5 separate regions of the Homo sapiens genome follow, and regions 1, 2, 4 and 5 are each linked to region 3. A link is a loop called in an ENCODE intact Hi-C map of the cell type or tissue named here. Cell type or tissue: mammary epithelial cell. All regions are shown on one strand.

Region 1 (5,000 bases), 1.1 Mb after region 3:
CTTTGAGATAAACCATTTAGATTTGGTTACTAGAAGGTATACAGGACAAAAAGCCTGACCTAGGAAACTGACTAAAAGGGGCAGTAATAATGCAGCTACACATGGACATTGCCTTTGTACCTAAAACACGTCTCTCTATAATGTATGAGAAAAAAACATAACAATTGAGAAGAAGAGGTGCTAGAGAACCAATATATATCAGAATACTCAAGATTATCATAGGTCAACACAAATTACTTTGTCTTCCCAAAGTCAAAACACAATGCTGGTAAAACTGGAATAAGAATTCCCATTCAAGGATTTTGCATGACACGTGGAGTCACTGTTTCTGAAACCAACGATTTCAGTAAGCTTTTCACTGACCATCTTTGCCACACTGCCCTGAACCACCATTATCTTCAGTGGGCTTTTACTACTAAGTCAACTTCACAGCCTACCTGAAACAGTCTTTCAACTCTGGACAAACAATCAGGGAATGATGAGGAAAGCAGTTAGGAAAAGCGGCAGATTAACAAAGCTGCCAAGAACTCCGCTACGCACAACGCTTCTCCGGTACTTACAGCCCCTTTACAGTAAAGCCGAAGTCGTCCTGAAGGAGTTCGAACAATTACAGACATTCTTTTTCTGTCACTGGGAGAGTGAAAAAAAAAAAGTCATCATTGGTCTGTTTACAGGATGCATATCCCACAGCTGAACACCAATCAAAACAAAAGGGGGTCTGGGGTTCCTAAAAATGAACAAGGTCTATCTTTCCCTGCCTTTTTCTTCAAAGTAGGACCTAACTGTGTATCTCCTACTCTTTTTATTTACATCTAATGAACATAAGCCTATTTCTTTCCCTGCCATGAAAATAGACTAGGACCGCTATTTGCAGTAGGAAAAACAGAAAAGGAGAATTCCAGCACTGACAGTCCACATCTGATTGACTTCTGACTCTACTCTCTAAAAATATTCTTTATTTTCCACCTCTAAGCTATCAAGTAACTTGCCCAGTAGGTAGGAAAGTGGGAGACTCAGTATAGATCCACTTAACTCAGAAGCTCCTCCCTGTGTCATCTTTTAATTGGAGTAGAAAGAAATCACAAACCCGCAGAACACTCCCAATTTAGCACCAAGGAACTCTCTCTCCCCTCACCGCAGCATCTACACTTCCTCACACGTCTTTCCTCATGGCCCATCCTCACTCACCGAGCCCTCAGTGAGTCTCCACCGCCTATGAATTCTTCTTACTGCTCTCCGTCCACCTGTGCAGCCTCACCTCATCTCCCACCAACCCTCCCATGAACCACCACCAGGCTTCGAGCACACACGGGACTCACCATTCTCCTCTTCTACACATTCTGATCCTCCTTTGCCAACATTTCATCCTCCTGAAGCACACTCCAACTACAGAGGGCCCTAGACCACCCATCTCTGTGGCCTTTCAGTGTGGTGGTTCCCAATGGACTATAAGTCTCTAAGAGTCGGGGAGAGTCTCTCTTCAGCTCTGGGTAAATTCCCACATCCTAACCTATAGTGCTCTAGCTGACCTGGATTTGCATTCTCTCTCAACTATCTTAGAGGTGGGCACTCCTAGCAGTTCTTGAAACCCGTGTTTCAGTTTCTCAATGTGTAAAGCAAGTACTTCGCGGGAGTATTATCAAGATTAAGTGGCACTGGGAAAGAGATGAGTCCATGAAAAAGAAATAGACTCACCACTGTAACCACAAATTATCTTTCTGTTCTTTCTTATTCTCCCATATATACATTTTAATACATCCTTGTGTCTCTACCAATATTCACCTGTTTTTATCTAACTCCCTTTTCTCCTCCTCCTTGCCTGTCCAATAACTGCTGGTCCCAGTTAATGTAATCACAGGGCACTGCACAGTTTCCAATAAAAGATGAAGCACACAGTTTGGAGAGATGCCTAGCACGTCGCTCACCTCCACACGCAGGGACACTGTCACCACTTCCTACATGAGCCACCACCGTAATCAGCCATCCCTCCTCCCCTCCCCATGGTTCCAAGTCGATGCCTGCAAACCTAAAACTAAAGACTAGGGCTGGAAAGTATTTCCTACACAAAGATAAAAAACTAATCCTTATTAAAAATAGTTTATAAAGCAGACAGAGCTTTATAACACTGTTTAACAAAGGTTATTCAAAAATCCACCTAATTTTAATAATAGGAAAAGATGCCTTTGAGATAGCAACAGAACTTTGCTTTAGTACTGACAATTCCATGTTAAAAAGAGGCAAAGAAACAAAAAATTAAGATATGTTTCCTTATAACCAACTATGAATGTTCTATGTGAACAAAAAAGTCCAACAAATATTCCTGGGTCTAACTTTTTAAAATTGTACTGGGGAAGAATGCTTCCGAATAAGTCCAGGAAAACTTCCCTACGTGGACCCAGCCTCTAATGGGATGAACTGATCTCATCTGTCATCATTTGTCAGTTTCTCAGATCTCCAGAGGAGTGCTCAAATGGAGCAAGAGGAATGACCTCATGGGACTTGGGAAACGCCAATGAAAATAATGCCCCCATCACATGCTCCAAACTATTCAGACATGTCTGCAGCTGCTGATGCAAGAACATCAGGCTCTGGAAATCTAAAGAAAAAGGAGGACATGGAAGTAGAGCATTTCTCTTGAATAAAACAAAGAAAAATAACCTACTTCACTTTCTTTAATGAAAGTCACAAATTCCAAGAAGAAAAGAGTTTATGGAGATACATTTATTATATTTAATACTTAAGTAATATATTGAATCATACCATACAATCATGTAAACACTCTGATGAAGCTGGTAAATAAATATAATTATTTTATTTCAAACGTATGAAAGAGAAACATACCTAGAAAATTCCAGGACATTAAGGATTCCGAATGTTTGTTCCTGTCCCATCTAAAGGAAGAAAAATAGGCTCTTAACCGAGGTGCAAAGTATTAAAATCTCAAAGCAATTGTCTCCCAAGCATAAACAGACATATATATGCTCTCTCTCTCTCTTCCCACCTTCTAGCCCTTTGCAACATGTACTGTTTTCTCACAAGTCTGGTGGGGTCAGAGCTCCCTCTTCTGGTGGAAGCTTCTCACGTTTCTTCAGTGCTAACAGTTGGGGAGTGCAGGCACTTCCAAGAGATGGAGATAGAGGACACCAGCTGCACAGGTCCGTCAGAAACCTTTGGCCCAGTTATGCTTCTGAATTCAGGATTTTACAAATTATATAGACATATTCTAGACCATCTATCATAATGTCCCCAGCAGGGTCTGGGGTAACATGCTGGTACACAACACATCCGCTTTCTACAGCAAAATGTATGCATATCAGGAAATGAGATTCATAAAGATCATAAACAGCTTCATGTCAGTTCTGATTAGGTTTTGCTGCCAAATAACTCTTCACCAAATTTAGGAAAAATCTTTTGGAATTCAAAGGCATTTGGGTTTCGAATTTGCAGATAAGAGATGGTGAATCTGTACCTGGTCTCAGAGCAATCAATCAAACGCTCTTTTTCTTTGGGTTCTTTCAAGTTAGAATGTCAATATTCACAATTTTTTCCATCTAAAAATTCCAGATGGTGCGCATGCTATTTTCAGATTTTTAATCTAATCTTTTCATTTCCCCAACACTTCACAGTGGAAAGAACATGGCCTTTGGCACCCAATACATGTGAGTTTGAATCCAGTTTCTGCCTCTAAGTGTGTGACTTTCTTATGCATGGCAAAAGCACTCATCTCTTAGGGCTCAGAGAAGTAATCAATGAAGTAACACATTCAAATTACCAAGTATATGACGGAATCATTATCTTCATTCACACCCACAACTCTCCACTCCTTCTCTTTGCATCCTACAAAACAACTAATGATCCACTTCATCCAGCCTTCATCAATCTTTATTCACTTCTCTGGATCCACGAGTTCCGAGTTCCCTTTCTCCACAGCCTGTCCTAACTTTCCATCATATCCCCATTCAGAAGACACCCAGTGCTACTACCACCACCCAGCACCAGGGCTGCCACTCCCAGGAGCCACCCCCTCTCTCACAGTTATATCAACCACGTCCACATGCAGCCCATGGATGTGGCTGTTCTGACTATTGGCGAGGACATTTCATGTAAATATGTAGGAATTTGAGAATTTGTTCCTGACTTGGTAGTACTGCAGTAAGTTTTTTCTTTTACTTATATGCAAAACCTATAATTTGAGAATTGGTGGTTTGATGAATGGTTGAGTAGGATTCTTTTTATTACTGTTATCTACGAGTCCTAACTAATCAGGCAGTCTTTTGTGACCCCCAGAAATATGACCTTAAAACTTTAATGAGGTAACAAAGAGGTGTCAATGCAGCATTATAACACCAGGAGGACAACACCAATAGGCTCTCTAGGTTCCACATTTATTTGGCATTGTGAGTGAAGTGGAAGCGCCTGTTCTCTTCTGTCTCTCTCACCTATGATCCAAGCTCCCCAACCCCCAACCTCCATTTTTGCAATGCAGAGACATGCGGTGGCACCCACACAACTGAAAATCCTATAGTTCAGATTAAAATTCTCCTCCAACTGAAGGGGGGAAAAAGACCTCATTTTTAAAAAAGCTTCTGTACGGGAAATTCTATATTCAATCAGTACTTCATTCCACTTTTAATGATGGTACATTTCCTTAAGCTAAATTCCCTTTGTTGACTAAAATAAGCATAGTAAAAGTAAACATGATCACATGATCTCATCTCTGTACTCCATAAGAAACTGAAGATGCCAATAAATGGGTACTTTGTATAAGATAAGATATTTTATAGGTTTTGCATATAACTAAAAGAAAAAACTTACTACAGTACTCCCAAGTCAGGAACCATACGAAGTTATTATACCATTTGGAAGTGAATTTCAAATGCATTAAAGGTCTATGGATTTAAGGATGCATCCATAAAGCCAAAAACTATAATCCCTGCGTCTTCCCCAAATGGAGGAGTAGGGAAAGGCAAGGGATGGCAGGGACTAGCCCCAGACCCTTA
Region 2 (5,000 bases), 320 kb after region 3:
ATTACTTTGCTAGGTAACTCACTGCCTACTGCACCATCTGAAGCAGATTCCACCTTACCAGCATCTCACTTTTATCCCAACACTCTCTCTTTAGTGAATTCAGATTCCGTTTGGGCATGCTACAGCCAGAAACAAAAGACAATGGTCTTAAGTGCTGTTGTAATAGCACTATTTAGAAATGATGGGTCCCTCCTCATGTTACTTTCCATTAACACTACATATGCCCCAGGGAAAGACAGTATGATTTAGTAGACAAATCAAACTCTAAATTTCTTCTTTTCTGAATGTAATCTAATGGGAATCTTAAGAGAAAAACACAGGAAAGGCCCTAATGATGACTACTCTTGTCATGGGTTCTGTTTTGTTGTTTAATCAGTATTAAGGAAGACTTCAAAAGACTTGATGAATAATTTTTGTTTTAGTACTTAATGCAATGTTGAAACAATATTCTACTCGCCCAAAAAACTAATTTCTTGATATATACTTCTTTCCTTTTCTTCCTCGTCTATCAGTAGCAGAATTTGGTAGCAGTTTTTAAGCTCTAGCACCAAAACTTTACATGAAGTGATTAGAGGTAACTTTGGTAAATAATCTCTGATCTTTTATATGCTATCAAACATAATCACCTTAAAAGAACATATAGAACTTTGCTGGTGACATTCTGATGAGGCATATACTCCATTAAACTGTATTTGTTGCCATGGAGATCAGAAATCCTACATGACTTAAATTATAATATCATGGCAACATCTTCAAGTATAGCAAAGCCATGCACAGAAATAATGATAGATCATCCTTGATTGCCATCTGAAAAATGATATAAATCTATGAGATACTACTGTTTGAAGCAATGGGTTCCCTTATCTAATTGTTGTTTTATTTCTCCCAGGCTTTTCTTCTTCTTTTTGCTGCTGCACTCCCAAAAAACTCATTGATATTTCCTAAAGCAGATGTTTGTATTGCAGAGACAACCATTCTGGCAGAAGCTTTCTGTTCTCCAGCATGTCATGCTGGAGGAGAGTGCACCAATGATTTTGGCATACACCAAGGATAGCAAATTGGTTTCGTTTTAGGAGCCAACTCTGATGGAAAAATAAAGAATTCAAAAAGCTCTATCTTGAAAAAGACAAGAACTGGGTTGATGAAGAAAATGCAGCATTTATCAGAGCTATCCGACATAGGAAGTGGAGAATGGTGGCACATCTGCCAAGTTAACGGCAATAACTTTATTCCAGGGGTGAAATGAAGTCTTCAGATATTTACTAATGTATCAAGGCAAATTGGAGATTTTGAGTCAACAGGAAAAGTTGATTCTTGATGGATCTCTCTATTAAAAGAAGACAATGATCCATAAGAAACTATATTGTCAGTGCTTTTCTCTGTCATTTGTCCAGAATTAAACTTCCACAAATGTGTAAATAACACAGCCTGGTGGTAAACTTTCTAGTTACTCTATGATTATTTTGTATAATACACACTGAAGGGACTGACACATATCTCACATTTCAAAAGTCCTATGAGATTCAAAAGCAGGCAGCAAAGTCTTAAATAGACACATACTCAGTAAGTTTTACAAACTGTTTTACTGTAATCTTCTAAAGAGTTAAGTGATAGAGATAAACCTGGAAATCCAGTGATGAAATCTTTATAATACAGTTTTTCCTCTTTTTTTCAGGGGTATGAATTTTTTACCTCTAATACTGAAGTTTACTCCACTAGTACTGCTGAACACCTTAAGCTCAAGGAGAAATTACCCACTTCTAGTAAAGTTGTTTCTTGCCTTCCTCTGTTTAAATTTGAAAAAAAAGCATAGAATTCTTAACCAATTCTGTTTCCTGATAAAAACAACATGTATGTTACTTATAAACACCTAACTTCATTCTCTATAGTAAACAGTTCAAGTACTATACATTCATTCTTATGTTCACTGAATTAAGAGGCACTGAGGATCAACAGAGACACAAACAAACAGTTCCTGCCCTCTAAGAGGTCATAGTCTAGGCTAAATGGGTGAGATAAATTCAGGAATGGGAGAGCTTCACAGATGTGGCTGCCTGGCATCTGAGGAACAGAGTGCCTTCAGGACTCACTGAGATCCTGCATGCAAAAGCCACAGAGCTGGGGCTGCACCCCCTGTTGGGGGATAAAGGGAGCACTCAGAATGTGCCACACACTGGCAGTACTCAAAAATCATAGGGATATTAACTAGTTTCTGACTTACTTAAGAAGTCCCCTTTCAGGGGGAATGAAAGTTATTTGACTGTCATCTTCAATGCAAATCAAAATATTTTATAAAACAAGGACTAACTTCACAAGAGTAATAGTGCTAATAAAAGATGACATTTTCTTTTTATAATTCCCTCTTATTTTTCTCTAATCCATTCTACTAACCCTACCTTTTGCTTTCGTCTATTTCTATTAATACCAAGTTAAACTAAAATGGTCTTTCGTCAATGGTCTATCATCAAACATATTTAAAATAATAAACATTGTTCAGATTAGCTTTAAATTAGTATCCTTAAAACCCAAGGGTTTTTTCTTTTTTTTCTGCAGATACTATGGGGTTTTGAGTTTTTAAATTACAAAATTCTTAAGCTGCCTATTTTAGGCAACTGAGGCATAGCACACTAGTTTAAGTGCTAAGAGATCAATATGGGATAGAACCTTCTATTTTCACTGACACAAAGATCATTTACTTCCTGTAGCAGAGCCTAGCACAGGCAATATTACTTCCTTAAAAATGCAACATGGATGTACAGTACAAAAACTGCATGGCAAGAGAAAACACACTTTTCAATTGCTGGGCACAGATACAACTTACTTCTAATAAAGAATGTGTACACATATTAACATGTGTATATATTTTTTAATAGATGGAAATGGATTTTTTTCAAATCTGATTAATTGCATTTTTGAAAAGCTGTAAAATTTTATAACAGTTTAAACAAATTCTAATGAGTCAAGTAAGAAAGAAGAGATAACTAAGCTGAAGACTAGAAGGCTGAATAACATCAAGGAGACCAAATGCATCTTAAAGGAGAAGTATCAAGGCACAGAGACAGTATCGAAAACTTTTAGCTTTCAAAATAGTTCCTTTCTTTCATTATTATTAATTTAACTTGATGTATTAAAAAAGCGAACCTAGCTTACATTGAAATCTGAAAATCACTCTAATTCCAATTATTATTCTAAACGATGTTAATTTATAGATTTGGTGGTATAACAAAACTAACTTTGCTTTGTCTACTATCTTCCCAAGTATTACTTCCTTGACAAATCTAGATGTTTGTGTATTACTTTTACTAACTATACTGTATTCTTCTATTAACAGACACTTGGTTATGCCACTCCCACCCCCTACTTTTTTGGCAGTAACCCTAACGATGTTCCCATTGCCAGTGTAAAATTATGCTCCTCGCCCATCCCCCAAAGCCCTGATACATGCACCATATAATTTCCTTGGGATAAAATCTCAAAAGTAGAATTATCAGATCAAATCATGCTAACAGATTTATTGTTCTAAAACTGGACTTTTAAAAACTTTTTAAATGTAATAGTATCTCCTATAAATCATATTTTATCAGTTTACAGACATCTTCATTCTGTTCTACAGCCATAGATGCTCCATTGTGTGCATATTTTATGTCATAGTTTACTCAGTGTCATATGCTTGCCTGCTTAAGTGGTTTCCAATATCTTGTAATTAAGAAACAATGCTGCAATGAACTTTGTGCATATATGTTTACACTGTTGTGGTATATTTTTAGGACAAACTGCTAAAAGCAGAATTTACTGTGTGGAAAGATATATGCATAGGTAGATTTGTTATGTATCATCAAATTTACTTCTCCAGGTGTTGAATCATTTTGCATTTCCATTTGCAATATAAAAGGGTGTCTGTATCTTAAGAGTGATAGGCTATCTTTTGGCAAGCCTGGACAGTGAGCAGGCAGTGAAGCTGGGCAACATCCTCCTCTTCATCAACTCCAAAACACAGTACACCTTGGGTTTTCAAGAGATTTTCGTGTTTTGTTTTCTAAGCTTCAAAGGTAATACACGCTCAATGGATAAAATTCATAAAATGAAGAAAAGCACAATGAAAACAAAATCATCTATGATCTCTGAACTAACAATGATCACTTTAAACGTTCTGGAGTAATCTTTTTGGTTTTTTTCTCCTTATAAAATTTAAAAGGCATCAAACTAAATATATTGTTTGCATCCTTCTCATTTAGTATTATATCATTAAAATTTTTAATCTGGAAATTACTCTTCTGATAGAATCTTTACAAAATTACTTTTCTGATATGAATTTACCATAATTTATATAGCTCATTTCCTATTAAACATTAAGGTTGTTCCTAGGTCCTTAAATTTAAAAAAAATGCCTTGAAAACATTTCTGCATGCATCTATCAAAAATTCCTAAAATTGCTGGGTAAAGAATATAAACATTTTTAAGGTTTCTTGATACGTATTAACAGATTTTGCGAATTCAACATTATCATTTCTAGAAATAACACCATCAAGTATAATAAAATCAATCTGTAAAACCAAAAGCAATGTATATCTCATATCTACATCATATAATTTTATTAGCTTGATATATAATGTAACATATTTTAATTTGCATACCTTTCATTGGTAATCATATGACTTACTCTGTAGTTTTGTTTTATTGACAAGACTTTTATTAAGCTAATATATTCATGTTGATTATATTCTAGATAGTAAAGGTATATTAAATTATTTTTGCCATTTTCCTAATATATTGCTTTTCTCTTGCTATTAAATCTTGTATTTACATTTCATATACTATAAGAGTGTTTTTATAGAGCTTTTATATTCAGCCTATTTATCATATCTTTAGTGATATTTGTCAGTTCTTAAATAGGAATTTACCACCTGCTGTAGCTGGACTAAATATGCTAATTTTCTTATATACATTTAATATACTGTGATCCACATGGGCTAGACAATAGTTTAATATACAAGTAATAA
Region 3 (5,000 bases):
AAGCTCTGAGTCAACAGGCTTCACAAAGAAGAAGAGTAACCCCAAGCAAGCAAACACCCGAGATAAGGGCTGACACGAATGAAAGAAAGAATAATACAAAAAGAGAGAAGATGAATCAAACCAAATATTCATTTCTTTGAAAAAAGTTGGAATATAGAAAAGCCAGTAGTAAAACTAATCAAGAAAAAGAGAGAAGCAATTCAAATTTAAAAATATATATAAAAATAAAAATAAAATAAAAAGAGAAGGGGAAATGGACACATTCTCTTAAAAACTTGAAACGCTGGCCGGGCGCAGTGGCTCACGCCTGTAATCCCAGCACTTTGGGAGGCCCAGGCAGGTGGATCACCTGAGGTCAGGAGTTCGAGACCTTGCTGACATGGTGAAAACCCCGTCTCTACTAAAAACACAAAAAATTAGCTGGGCATGGTGGCAGGCACCTGTAATTCCAGCTACTCAGGAGGCTGAGGCAGGAGAATCGCTTGAACCCGGGAGGCGGCGGTTGCAGTCAGCTGAGATCACACCACCGCACTTCAGCCTGGGCAACAGGAGTGAAACTCTGTCTCAAAAAAAAACTTGAAATGATTAATTGACATAAGAATTAGAAAATCTGAATAGCTCAACAGCCAATTACCAAAATCTGAATAACCCTTTGAGGTAAGCACTATTACTCCCCCACTGCAGAGATGAGAAAACTAGAGAATTGGTCATTTGAGTACCTTGGCCAAGGTCACAGAACAGAGCCAGGATTTGAACCCAAGCAGTCTGATTCTGTGACTTCTCTCTACCCCATGGTGGTGGATTCTATGTGTCAACTTGACTGGGCCACTGGGTGCCCAGATTAAACAGTGTTTCTGGGTGTTTGCAGATGAGACAAGCATTTGAATCTGTGGGCTCAGTAGAGCAGACTTCTCTTCCTAATGTACGGGGGCCTCAGCCAATCCCTTGAGGGCCTGAGTAGAACAAAAGGAGAAAGAATCCGCCCCTTTTGCTTCCTGCCTGCCTGCGTGGGCAGATCTCATCTCATCTTCTCCTGCCCTTCAACTGGGATTTACACCTCGAGGCCCCTTGGTTCCCAGGCCTTTGGACACAGACTGGAATTGCACTACCCACTCTCCTGAGTCTCCAGCTTGCAGATGGCAGGTCATGGAACTTCTCAGCCTCCATAATAGTGTAAGTCAATTCCTCATAATAAGTCTCTTCATGTATATGTTAACTTGACTAAGCCACTGGCTGTTCAGATTAAACACTACACATTTTTTTAAATAAATACATATATACACATCTCCTACTGATTCTGTTTCTCTGTCAAACCCTGAATAATACAACCCCCCATTGCTTTACTGTTTTGCCTTGATAGTAGAGCAATAAGGCAAATTGTATGACAGTGAGCAGCAGCTGTGTCTTTCATCTCAACATCACTCTGCCTAGCATATCAAAGAGGATTTTTACATTTAAAAATAATTAGGACTTTTTTTAGATAGGTAAACGCTCACATGATGAAAAGTACTAAAAAGGTCTGCAGTAGAGATCTCCCTACCACTTTGCCCCAAGATACTCAGGGGCTCTGCCCCGAGGTAATGCTATCACTGTCCTGTGGATCATTTTAGAAATATTGTATGCACGTGTAAATGAAGATATATATTGTTTTTTCCTTTTTTAATCTAATAGATAGCGTATTATATACACATTTTCCTGCTCCTTGCTTTTTTTTTACTTTAACAATCTATCTTGAAGATCATTTTAACTCAATGAAAATGGCCTCATTCTTTTTACAGCTGCAGTGTATTCCAATGTGCATAGACTATAATTTAATCAATATTCTGCTGCAAGAACAGTAAGATGTTTTCTAATCTGTTGTTATTTCAAACAGTGCTGAATTGAATATATCTTTTTGTTCATGTGCAAATAAATCTGAAATGTATATCTGTTACAGTTATGAAAGCTGTATAATGAATTACCCTAAGTCTAAGTAATCTAAAATGGAGACCATATTTATTTTTGCTCAGAAATCTGTAATTTTGGCAAGCTGAGCTCAGTAAGGTTGGGCCCTGTCTGTCTCCCTGCAGTGGCTAAGACCCCAGCTGGGAGCAGACCCTCACCTGTGGCCTCTCTATGTGGCCTGGGCTTCCTCACAACATGGCGGCTGAGTTCCAGAGGTAGCATTCTGAGCAAGAGAGCCAAGCAGAAGCCTCGTTACCTTTTAGGGTGTAGCCTTGGAAATCAGGCACTTCCAAAATCCCACCAGGTTCAAGGAGAAGGAAACAGGGCACACCTCTTGATAGGGAGTGGCAAGATTCTGGAAGAGAATATAGGTCTAGAAATACTGTCATCAGCATTTTTGGAAAATCCAGCCTGCCTCAGATATGTTTCTAGAAACGAAATTGGTCGGTCAAGGGTATGTACAGTTTTAATTTTGATACAGGGTTGCTAAATTGCCCTCCAAAGAACTCGTACCAGTTCACTCTCAACAGCAGTGCATGAAAAACACATATTTGTTTAATGAAAGAATGAAGGATTGAGCAAGTGAATAGGGAGCCGAACTTGTGAGCCTGGTCTTCAGAGAACGCACTTCATCATCTGGCCACCAGAGGGCGGTGTTTCCCCACAGACCCGCAGAAGGGCGCCCTCGGAAAGGAAGAGCTACTGGCTCTGCAGCGATATTAACTAGCTTCCAGGAGGCGGAGGCCAGCGCCTCCCTGCATCCCCGTCTCGGCATTAAACCAAACGTGGACGCCCTTGATAGACTTTTAAAGGGAAAGCAGGAATCGTCCTTTACACTTCACCTGCTTTTTACAGCGCAGGGGCCTCTGACATTTGTGTAAAATCCACCCGCCAGGAACCGCAGGCTCAGAGCTCAGAAGCGCCCTGTCCTCTTCAGGAGCCCGGGGGCTGACGCCACTCCTTCGAGGGGGCCAAGGCTGAAAAATCAGCTGGCAAAAGGCAGATTAATTGGAGAAAAGGCATACACGTTTATGTAACGTATGTACACAGGAGCCTTCAGCATAAAGAACGAACGTACAGGGGAACTTGTCCACTTTTATGCTTCTGTCCAACAAAGTATGGACGGCCGGGTAGAATATGATCAGACAAGAAGGGTGTGATCTAACGCTGAGACCGAGTGAGGACACCCAGCAAGGCCTGTCCGGCTAGATTCTGCCTGGCCTCTCTGAGCACACATTCCTTCCTTCTGGAATGAGGGGGTCTTATGACCAGCAGTCAAACAAGGTAGGTCAGATCATTTCTTTATGACCAGTTTTTACACAGAGAGTCTGAGAAAGAAAAAGAGTAACAGGTTTTATGGCTGGCTTTGGAGAGAAGAGGGTGTGGTTTCTATGACCCATCTTGGGGAAGAGGGATTCTGGTTTCTATGGGTAGCCTTGGGGGAAAATGGGACTAAGAGACAGGAGGGCGGGAGGAGGTCAGGGAAAACCTTTTGCTTCTGAGGCTGCTTCCAAGACTTTCATTTTGGGGTACAATTTTCTGAGCCCCAACACTTTCAAAGACAGATTTCCAAATGGTTTTAGTTTTAAATGTTCAAATACCTAGGCCTGCACTCCAGCCCTGGGAGAAGCAGGAACACAGGTAGAGGCCAGGGACACGGTGACGCTGCGTCCCCCGCATCTCCTCCAGAGTGGTCACAGAGGACACCGCCACCCCACTCCACCTTCATGCAGCTCACTCCTGAGGAGGGCTCTGAGCCACAACCCTGAGCCTCGCCTGCCTCCTTCCTGCTCAGGGAGCCCTTGGGGCTGGGGTGTGGCATCCCAGGGTTTGGGGGGTGTCAAGCAAGATTTCCCAGCCCACACCCACATTGGCAACCCCACTCCGCTCTCTGTACACATGGTGTGCAGGCTGACCTCCATATCCTCAGCTCCCAGGCCACTCCGAAGCTAGCCTGGTCACACAGCTGCCTGTTCCCCGACACTCCCCAGCTCCCTTCCAGCAGCCGCTCTCCAAAACAGCCACTCCTCTGTCCCTACTCCTCTGCCCGGTGTAGAACCAGTGCCCCGTGCACGCTCCTGGTGTAGAGCCAGTACCCCGTGCATGCTCCTGGTGTAGAGCCAGTGCCCCGTGCATGCTCCTGGAGGAGGCCTGTGCAGCGCAGGGCTGCTCTTGAGGAACCCCGAACCCTCACGCCTCACCCCTCACCCATGGGGCCAGCCCTGCTTCCTGCCTCCCTAAACACCCTCCTTCAACATTTGCAGGGAAAAAGGCAGGACAGTTCAACAGCGCAGCTCTGATGTCAGGATGATTCCATCACGGGTAAACTTAAAAATGAAGTGAGCCAGGCAGACGTCCCCTACTCCATCCCAGACATTTACTTCAACCTAGACCCAGGGTGGAGCTGGGGAGGGTGGGAGTCAGGACTGGGAGCAACCTACAGCTCTGGGAGTTTAACCATTGGCTTCTAGGCCAAATCTGGGGGCAGGCCACACTCTGAGGCTAGCCCTGCAGCCTCACATTGAAAGAGGCCACATTGTTCCTTGTTCCTCCTATCAAGCTCATCTGCTTTTGGGTGTCCTTTTGGGCCTCCAGCCATCACCCTCCAAGTGGCAATCAGGGCCATGGCTTCCAGGCAGAGCAGCTGAATGGCTGCGAGCTGACCAGCTTCCTCCTGCAAAGGGCCCTTGGGGAGGAGCTCAGAGCCAGGGATTCAGGTCTGGCATCAGAAGGGCTGGGCATGGAATACAACATAGCAAGACCCCATCTCTACAAAAAATAGCCAGGTGTGGTGGTGTGCACCTGTAGTCCCAGCTACTCCGGAGATTTGAGGCAGGAGGATCGCTGGAGCTCGAGACTGCAGTGAGCTATGATCGTACCACTGCACTCCAGCCTGAGCAACAAATGAGACCCTGTCTCAAAAAAAAAAAAAAAGATTGCTCAGCCCAAAGCTTCTGCTTCTTCATCTAAGCGGGAAATGCGATGGAGGATGTCACCACGCTCCAGCAGAGATGCACCAGTCTGAGGCTCAGACCTGCTTACCCTGTAGGGCCCAC
Region 4 (5,000 bases), 570 kb after region 3:
CAGCTAATCTGGATAGAGAGACAGATCTAAAGATATGGCAGATAAAGACACTGTTTCTTATCCTAATTTTACATCTGGGCCCACAATGTCAAGTTTTGTCAAATGCCAGCTGTGTTTTCACAAAAAAATTATCTCAGCACTATTGAGTGGATGTAATTTATCCTCACCAGATATTAAAATGGTACATTATTATTATTATTATAAAGGGAAGCCAGGTGACTGCTATTATTGCTATAAAAAGTATGTGCTATAAAATTCAGATAATAAAGATAATGAACCCTTAAACATATTGTTTTGAAGCTATTAGTTCTCTGATGTTAAAATTACTGCCATGGCTCAAGGTCATGGCTAGATTGCAAGGGGTGGTTGCAAATGAACTGTAAGAGATCTTATATACCACTGCTTTTAAAACTACCATTTGAATTTCAGAAAAACTTATGATCACAAATGCAAGGAGATGGTTTTCCAATTAACTTTTTGTTAATGGGAAAAACATATTGCTCTTTAAGATAATTCATCCCCTGCCTTATTAGTTTTCTTAGTAAAAAAGCCTCTGATTTTACATTTGTCTATTCACGTTTGTTTACCAATCTTTTTTTGTTAACTTTAACTTAATTAAAAATGGAAAAATGAGAACTTGTTAAAGTAATACATCATCTTTTTAAAAATAATATAAATAATACAGAAACATATGTAGTCTATTTAACCCTCTCCATTTCCAAATTTCACCTTTATTCCCAATGGTAATTATTTTAATAGTTTGGTGGTAACTTCCGGATTTTTTAAAGTGCAATTACAGAGTTTGATTTCTGGGAAGATGGAGTAGATATACTTTTCCCCATTTTTCCTGCTAAGAACAACAAACAACTTTGGGCATTATATAAAGAAAAAACCTACGAAGACTCTGAAAGTTTGGGAGAAGAAAGCAGACTGGGCTAGTGTTCTTGGAACCCATAGAACAACATGGTGGTGAGTTCCCTGAGTTTTCCATTTATCTCATACATCTGGGGCTTCGACAGAAGAAGCCAGAAACCCAGAAAGATCAATGGACACTGACAAAAAAACTCAAAAAACCAAAAAAAAACAAAAAACAAAAACCTCAACCAAAGCCTGTTCTCTCCAGTCAAAAGACCAGGAAAGGAGCAACTTAACAAGACAAAATGTTGACACCATAGTAAAAATGTGGCCTCACGCTCACCCATGCCGGCAAAGGCCGAGTAGGGAGCCTCAACTCCCAGACAGTAGTGAAGTACCCCAAATCCCCTATAAGGGTAGTGTCAGAGGAGGCCAGGTAGGAAGCCAGGACTTTCATTTCTGCCAGGCAGTAATGAAGTCCTTCCCTCTTTTCATAGTGTCAGTGGAGACGATGTGGATGGCAGAAGGCATTCCAATTCCTTCATGCCAGGAAAGTATCAGGAAAGGTCTACGGGAGGGTCAGAACTCTCACCCTTTCCCAGCTGTAACAAGGAGCTCCTCCTTGGCTGTCAACAGAGGTCAAGTGTGCAACTGGTACTTTATCCCCCATCTTGCAGTAATGACGCAATACCTCCTTTCCCCTGTTGGAGGTATGTCAGAGGAAACCAGATAAAACAGACAGTTTAAATGATATCCAGAGTCTCATAACCTAATAACCAAAACATCTAGGTTTCAATTGAAAATCTTCGTCATATATATCAAAAACCAGGAAGATCTTAAACTGAATGAAAAAATACAGTCAATTGATGTCAACATCAAGAAAATAGAAATCTTAGAATTATCCGAGAGATTTTAAAGCATCCATCATATGATTTCTTCAGGGAGCAATTACAAACATGCCTGAAACAAATGGAAAAATAAAAACTCAGCAAAATAAACAGAAAATCCCAGCAAAGAAATAGAAAGTACAAGAAACATCCAGCTAGAAATTTTAGAAATTAAATATACAAAACTGAAATGTAAAAACCTCTAGGGATAGGCTTAACAGCAAACAGGAAGGGACAGAAGAAAGAATCAGTGGACTGAAAGACAAAACAATAGAAATTACCCAATTTGAACAATAGAGAGGAAACAGACTGACAAACGTGATCAGGTTTCAAGGACCTTTGGGAACATAACCAAACAGCTAACCTTCATGTCACCAGAGTCCTGGAAGGAGAAGAGAGAGAATAGGCCAGAAAAATTTGGCTGAAAACTTTCCCAATTTGCCAAAAAACACAAACTGTAGATTCAACAAGCCGAGCCAACCAAAAGAGATAAATCCAAACAAATCCATACCAGCACATATAATAGTCAAACTTATGAAAATAAATTTCAGAAAATGTTGACAGCAGTGAGAGAAAAATGACACTTTACCTATAGGGGAAAGGTAATTTGAATAACAGAAAAATTTTCATAAAAACCCATCAATCTAGAGGTCTTTTATTTCAATACTTAAAAATCCACTGTCTTCCTGTATCTTGTATTCTGTGAAAAAGACTTTGGACAATTTTATTCTTATTCTCTTGAAGATAATCTGCCTCTTCTCTGTCTGTAAAGCTGACATCATCTTATTTTATTGGAATAAGGCATTCTCTAGATCAGTGGTTTTCAAAGTCTGATCTCTGGCTCAGCAACAGCATCATCTTGTGGGAACTGTTAGAAATGCAAATTCTGGCACCCCCCACCGCAGAACCACCAAAGAAAAAACCCTGTGGGTGGATCCCAGGAATCTGTATTTTAACAAGACCTTTTGGTGAATCTGATGCCTGCAAAAAGTTTGGAACCACTGTTCTAAATCCTTGCTACTCAAAGTGTGATCGATAGTTCAAAATCATCAGCTACATACATAAATGTATCAAATGTTATACGGTCATGGTGATTACACTTTCAAAAACAATACTTTCAGTACAGGTGATGAAAACTTAATGTTTCTACCTCTTTTCTTTTTATTAAAGTTATTTGCAAAATGCTGGGATGGCAACATCTTCTAACAAGGTTTATATTAAAGTGTGATGTGCATTATTTTATTATCTAGTGAGTGCAATACATTTTTAGATACTATCATAATCTTTTATTAATTACTAAAGACATGGAAGTTTAAACATAGTACATTAAACTTCTACTTTTATTTTTCTCTCTTTGGTTTTATTTTGTAGGCTTTGCCAGATACAAGCTGAAGTGCTACCAGAAAACCAGTTGTTAAGTCTATCTGGAAAAATAGACTGTGAAGCACCTCATCTTCATTTCAATAGCTTCGCTGGAACCTGGAGCCTAAGGGGTAAAATGTATTATCTTTCTCTTCACAAACAGTTTTTTTTCTTTTATGGAACATAGAATATGACAACATTTGTTTTGTCAACTGATTACATTTTAAAACATTGTACTTGTTCATATTGTACTTGGCTTTGAAATACCCTGAAGCATCTATGGAATTGTAATTTATTGTAATGCAATAAGCATTTATGTAATTAAAAAAAAGCATTCTTAAATATGGCTGGAAAGTGTATGGCAGTTTCTTAGTCAGTATACCTACCTGTAAATATCTACGATCCTTGGAGTAAATCAGTGGGAAGAACAAGGTGTTGAAAGGTTTGATGATGATAGAGGAGTTTGCTCCATACTTCCACATTTTCCACTACAAGTTTCTTAGGAGGATCTTTTTTTTTTTTTTTTTTTTTTTTTTATATGGAGTCTCTCTCTGTCCCCCAGGCTGGAGTGCAGTGGCACCATCTTGGCTCACTGCAATCTCCACCTCCTGGGTTCAACCAATTCTCCTGCCTCACCTTCCCGAGTAGCTGGGATTACAGGCTTCCACCAGCACGCCCGGCTAATTTTTGTATTTTTAGTAGAGACGGGGTTTCACCATATGTTGGCCAGGCTGGTCTCGAACTCCTGACCTCAGATGATCCGCCCTCCTCGATGTCCTAAAGTGCTAGGATTACAGGCATGAGCCACCACTCCCAGCCCATCTTTTACATAGCAAGTCAATCCAGTGCTGGAGGGGTGGAGGCCAAGAAAACATGGCCGACTGAGCTAGCTCTGAATTACCACATGTAATCCTTTCTATAGATTGCTAAATTGGCACACAGGTTTCTATTTGTCTACGTCATCTTCTCTGACAAATAAATTTTATAGTTACCCTAGGTGTAAGAGATGGTTTTTTTCTCTAAAATTTTTGATTGACATTTGTTTGGAATGGTGAGAAATGGATACTAAAACAAAACATTTTTCCAGACTCTTTTAGGAATAGGTGCTTTTTATGAAAAAACATTTGTTGTTTTGTCATTTGCTCAAAAAATTGAACTTGACAATAGGAAATATATGTAAGGTAAAACCTGGGCTTTTTTACATTGTGAAAAGAGAAAATTTCTTTGGTACTTTATAAATGATATTTTTGCATTTTTAGCCCTGTTCCAATTGGGCCTGATCAGGTCTTGTTTAGAGGTACACAGCTTGGAAATACTCAGTGGATCATTGGTGTAGCTGTTTAGACTGGATTTGAAATGAAACTCATGCAGTTAAAATTATCTGTGATGATAAATAGTACTGCTACTCGACTTTTCCTTCTGCTTTGATGAAGTGAGGGAGTTTAGTATATATCTCTTAAATTTAGAAGGCTAATTTGTGTTTATTACCCTGAAATTTTCAGAGAGGTTCGTATCTCATCTCTGGTTTTAGATATTTCTTCTGACTTTTAAAATTATTTCTTACCAGACATTTATTGCCTAAAGCACAATTATCCTGTGTCTTCAGGGGCTGGGGGAAATTTTGTTTTAACTTAGGTTTTCCTTGTTTACATAAGTTGAGTATATTTTACATAGTCCGAAATGAATGATTTTTTGTAAACAATGTGTGTTTCTTTGCTTTCATTTATCAAAAAAGTTTTCATATGAATAATGCTTGTTTTACATTACATCTGCATTGATTGATTTTACTCTATATATGGCCCCTAGTTATGGTTAAGAATTTTTTTTTTTTTTTTTTTTTTGCCAAAATGACATTAGGAGTTCTACCCAACTTTGGCCGGGCGTGGCAGCTCACGC
Region 5 (5,000 bases), 70 kb after region 3:
TGACTTTCTTCACAGAATTGGAAAAAACTACTTTAAAGTTCATATGGAACGAAAAAAGAGCCCACATTGCCAAGACAATCCTAAGCAAAAAGAACAAAGCTGGAGGCATCACGCTACCTGACTTCAAACTATACTACAAGCCTACAGTAACCAAAACAGCATGGTACTGGTACCAAAACAGAGATATAGACCAATGGAACCGAACAGAGGCCTCAGAAATAACACCACACATCTACAACCATCTGATCTTTGACAAACCTGACAAAAACAAGAAATGGAGAAAGGATTCCCTATTTAATAAATGGTGCTGGGAAAACTGGCTAGCCATATGTAGAAAGCTAAAACTGGATCCCTTCCTTATACCTTATACAAAAATTAACTCAAGACAGATTAAAGATTTAAATGTTAGACCTAAAACCATAAAAACTCTAGAAGAAAACCTAGGCAATACCATTCAGGACATAGGCATGGGCAAGGACTTCAGGACTCCATGAGTCCCTGTGCAGTAATATCAAAAGCAATGGAAACAAAAGCCAGAATAAACAAATGGGATCTAATTAAACTAAAGAGCTTCTGCATGGCAAAAGAAACTACCATCAGAGTGAAGAGGCAACCTACAGAATGGGAGAAAATTTTTGCAATCTACTCATCTGACAAAGGGCTAATATCCAGAATCTACAATGAACCAAACAAATTTACAAGAAAAAAACAACCCATCAAAAAGTAGGCAAAGGATATGAACAGACACTTCTCAAAAGAAGACATTTATGCAGCCAACAGACACATGAAAAAATGCTCATCATCACTGGCCATCAGAGAAATGCAAATCAAAACCACAATGAGATACCATCTCACACCAGTTAGAATGGCAATCATTAAAAAGTCAGGAAACAACATATGCTGGAGAGGATGTGGAGAAATAGCAATGCTTTTACACTGTTGGTGGGAGTGTAAATTAGTTCAACCATTATGGAAGACAGTGTGGTGATTCCTCAAGGATCTAGAACTAGAAATAGCATTTGACCCAGCGATCCCATTACTGGGTATATACCCAAAGGATTGTAAATCATGCTACTATAAAGACACATGTACACGTATGTTTACTGCGGCACTATTCACAATAGCAAAGACTTGGAACCAACCCAAATGTCCATCAATGATAGACTGGATTAAGAAAATGTGACATATATAAACCATGGAATACTGTGCAGCCACAAAAAAGGATGAGTTCATGTCCTTTGCAGGAATATGGATGAAGCCAGAAACCATCCTTCTCAGCAAACTATCACAAGGACAGAAAACCAAACACTGCATGTTCTCACTCATAGGTGGGAATTGAACAATGAGAACACTTGGACACAGGGCAGGGAACATCACACACCAGGGCCTGTTGGGGGTTGGGGGGCTGGGGGAAGGACAGCATTAGGAGAAATACCTAATGTAAATGACGAGTTAGTGAGTGCAGCAAACCAACATGGCACATGTATACCTATGTAACAAACCTGCATGTTGTGCACATGTACCCTAGAACTTTAAGTATAAAAACAAAACAAAACTTAACAACAGTAAAACTCATCATGCCTGAGAGCCATGATTACTAGCTATGTAAACATTATTGCTGAGGTAAAAACATTTACAGGATAATTAAAATGCCCCTTTTCAAACATGTTCCTTACAAAATAAATGCCCTGAGACTCAAAAAATAAATAAATAAAAATAAAAGAAAAATTTAAAAAATAAGGAAAACAGGACAATATGGAGTTTGTGGCAAGCTCCAGCAGGAGAATCAAAGGCAAGGCCCTAGGACCTGCCATCACATCAGAGTATTAAATGTACTATATTACCAAGACCTGGTAGAGATCACAGAGAACCAGGGGTCCAGGCATGCAAAGCTCCCCAGAATGAGCTAAGTTCTGTCAGTCAAGTTATTAATTCAAACTAGCAGCAGTTGACCATAAAATAGAAATGGGACATTCAAGATTGAACCACAGTAGAACCACAGGATACAAGTGAGTCCCATGAGCAGGAAGCCCAGACCTCCAAGTCACCCCCAAGAGCTGTAGTGCCCCTCCCCTGTGTGCCTAGGTTACACAGGCAGCAGACTCATACATCCAGGGGAAGGAGGAAGGAAAGCCTGAGCTTGGTTTTTCAGACGGATCAGCTCAGCACATGGTGTTAGTCAAAAATGGACTGTGTGTGCTGCAGCAGTACTCAGGATGGCCCTCAGAGACAGTGGAAAGGAAAATCTTCCCAGCAGGTGGAGCTGTGGGCAGGACACCAGTTCATGACACCGCGTAGCTTGATCTGAAATGCGTGCAGATGTGTGGGCAGTGGCCAACAGCCTGGTTGTATGGTCAAGGTACTGAAATAAAAAGAACTGGAAGATGAGGAACAAGGAGATCTGGATAAAGGCCATGTGGGTAGAAATTCGGGAGTGGGCACAGGGTGAAGATTTCTGTATCACTTGTTAACCTCCACTGGAAAGTTTCCCACCAAAGAGACACTGAACACAAAGCAGGCAAAATCCGCCAGCCTGCATCATCGATAAGTCCACCCAGAATTATCAGCCTGATGGACCCCACACATCATCGCATCTGACGAGGGGACCCACTTTACAGTGAAGGACGTCGAGCGTGGGCCCATCGACAGGATCCAATGGTCACATCACATATCAAACCACCCAACGCGGGTCCATCCCAATGAACGCTGGGCCAGCCTTTTCAAGGCACACTGAAGCACAAGCTTGCCAGACACTCTGAAAGGATGGTCATACTCCACAACACAGTACACTTATACATCAGAGGCCTCTAGATGGCAGTGGGATCCCAAGGAGGAGGACATGTGGGCTTAGGCGCCTAGGGCTGGAGGCAAGAAAAGCCCTACTTAATGATCACCACCAACAGCCCAGGGGAACTTTGTGCTTCCCATTCTGCACCAGTGGACACTGCAGGGCTGGGGGTCTGAAATGGGGCACACACTTAGCAGGAACAAGGCAAAGATCCCACTGAACTGCAAGTTCTGGATGCCACCACGGTACTTTGGACTCATGTTACCATGGAATAGAAAATGAAAAGAGGAATCTCCGTACTGGCAGAGGAAACTGACTCCAGCCAGCAGGAAGAGGTAAGACTGTGTTCATGCAAAGGAGGCAGGAAGGAACCCAGGTGATCCATTCAGGATCCTTGAACTTGTAATCCTACCTTGGCATCTCCTCCTGGGAGGAGCCAGGTAGCTTAATTACCTACCTTAATTCATACTTGCTGTGCTAATTCTCTGTGTGCATGTGCCCTCACACATGTGCAGCACCTGCTGACACTTGCTAGTGTGTCTAACCTCTTACTGCAAACTCTTTCTCATGGTGGGGGTAGGGGGTTGTTCTCTGCACCTTGTTTTAGAAAAGTTTCCTTGTAGAACAATTTTATGTTTTCTTTTGCTGTGCCCCTGGCCAAGACTGTGGTTCTAATTTCTCCCTAACACATTTGTTTGTTTTGTTTTCTTACTATTTGGAGCCCCAGGCAGATGGCAAGCTATTTCTCAGGATTGGCGAGCGCAGGTTTTCTACCCAACTTTTACGGGATTTGACAGCCCTTTGAACATCCCAGCATTTATTCTGAGGTCTCAGTTCTAGCTCATTCCATCAGGTTGGCCTGAAACACATTTCCATGTACGGGCAGCATTAAACCCTGGCCTCTAGCTCTAAGCATCTTCCCTCCAACTCTCTCAGCTCCTAACACCTAGGGAAGATTGCTGATTCGTTCAAGCATGGCAATGTTTTAAAATACATATATATTTTATTTTATTTTATTTTTAGGGTTTTTTTTTCTTTATTATTATACTTTAAGTTTTAGGGTACATGTGCACATTGTGCAGGTTAGTTACATATGTATACATGTTCCATGCTGGTGTGCTGCACCCACTAACTCGTCATCTAGCATTAGGTATATCTATTTTAAATATAAATATATACATATATAAGTGCATACACACATACTTGGTTATACTCTATCCAACATTTGTATGTGTTTATAGCAACTTGGGTAGCTAATTTTACTTCCTACTGCCATTTGCGAGGATTCTCTTAAGAATTCTTAGCCTTCGTTTTAATTGTCCCTTCATTACTACAACACCTACCACATTTCACGTCCCCCCAGCCCACCCCAATGTATCCTCAAATGTATTCTGAATGAATAAACAGTGACACATATAAACTTTGACTAGGTATAGGTGAAAAACCAAAACAAAGAACCAGATAGATATTGAGGATATTAGTTACAGGAAATGGGGTAGACAATGTTGCATGCACAGCAATAAATGTACACCCCACCTCTGATTTTATATATTACCCTATCAAAATAACTCCATGAGTCCCTGTGCAGTAATACTAGTTACACCTTCCCTGCCTGCCTTACAGGTTGTTGAGAGGCTCACATGAAAATAAAAAAAAAAGTATAGTATAAGATGTTGATAGTAATATAATTTTAATTAATTTTATATTACCAAAATAAGATACTAACATTTGTCCTCTAATTTTATTTCTCATGCAATTAATCTAAACCTAAATTTCTCCTCTAATTTTACATGTTGTACAATTAAATGCCTGAATACTGGCACTGAACTTCTCCAATTGGTACTCTTCCAATTAAAGCCAAATGATTAAAGAATTTCAAAATCATATCAATGTGCTTTCTACTTTCTACTTTCTTGGTTATACTCTATTCAGCATTTATATGTGTTTACAGCAAACTGGGTAGCGAATTTTACTTCCTACTGTCCTCAGAGAGGAGTTGTTGAAGACGTCAACAATAATTGTGTATTTGTCAACTTCTCCCCTGAGTTCTATCAGTTTTTGTTTCTGTATTTTAAAGATCTGTTGTTGAATGTAGCCACATATTTAAGATTATTAAGTCTTCTTGGGGAAATGATCCCATTATCATTATGTAATGTCCCATTTACCCCTAATAATAATCTTTGTTCCAAAGTCTACTTTGATATAACGGTCA

The links. A loop is a pair of places that touch in the nucleus more often than their neighbours do. Peaks named below come from ENCODE experiments on the same cell type or tissue, not always from the same donor. Only the 100,000 strongest peaks of a DNase experiment are listed, where the experiment ranks them.
Region 1: it touches region 3 in a loop (9-fold over the local background); 18 of 110 quality-filtered maps call a loop at or near these places.
Region 2: a loop joins it to region 3, with 19 times the contacts of the local background. A loop is called at or near these places in 3 of 110 quality-filtered maps.
Region 4: it touches region 3 in a loop (19-fold over the local background); 2 of 110 quality-filtered maps call a loop at or near these places.
Region 5: a loop joins it to region 3, with 9 times the contacts of the local background. A loop is called at or near these places in 2 of 110 quality-filtered maps.

What each region holds. Positions count from the first base shown.
Region 1 is chr13:25,572,699-25,577,698 of GRCh38, reverse strand. It overlaps ATP8A2 (ATPase phospholipid transporting 8A2), which reads right to left. Exons shown (of 37, transcript NM_016529.6): 19 at 2,842-2,891; 20 at 561-630. Among named protein-coding and RNA genes, the nearest start is that of ATP8A2, 200 kb to the right of the region's middle. RefSeq lists an enhancer at 3,109-3,158. In mammary epithelial cell, a CTCF peak has its summit at 3,059 (motif pointing left); a DNase peak (open chromatin) is centred at 3,058.
Region 2 is chr13:26,374,342-26,379,341 of GRCh38, reverse strand. All of the region lies in intron 4 of CDK8 (cyclin dependent kinase 8), which reads right to left. Among named protein-coding and RNA genes, the nearest start is that of CDK8, 120 kb to the right of the region's middle. RefSeq lists an enhancer at 1-430. In mammary epithelial cell, a CTCF peak has its summit at 2,120 (motif pointing left); no DNase peak of the experiment used is centred here.
Region 3 is chr13:26,696,464-26,701,463 of GRCh38, reverse strand. It overlaps LOC107984597 (a long non-coding RNA gene), which reads left to right and starts at 2,646. Exons shown (of 3, transcript XR_001749798.2): 1 at 2,646-3,228. In mammary epithelial cell, a CTCF peak has its summit at 2,588 (motif pointing right); a DNase peak (open chromatin) is centred at 2,613.
Region 4 is chr13:26,130,565-26,135,564 of GRCh38, reverse strand. It overlaps the pseudogene ATP8A2P3 and a transcript of RNF6 not described here. Among named protein-coding and RNA genes, the nearest start is that of LINC00415, 74 kb to the right of the region's middle. In mammary epithelial cell, a CTCF peak has its summit at 2,593; no DNase peak of the experiment used is centred here.
Region 5 is chr13:26,626,716-26,631,715 of GRCh38, reverse strand. All of the region lies in intron 2 of WASF3 (WASP family member 3), which reads right to left. Among named protein-coding and RNA genes, the nearest start is that of WASF3, 72 kb to the right of the region's middle. In mammary epithelial cell, CTCF peaks have their summits at 2,271 (motif pointing right) and 2,805 (motif pointing right); no DNase peak of the experiment used is centred here.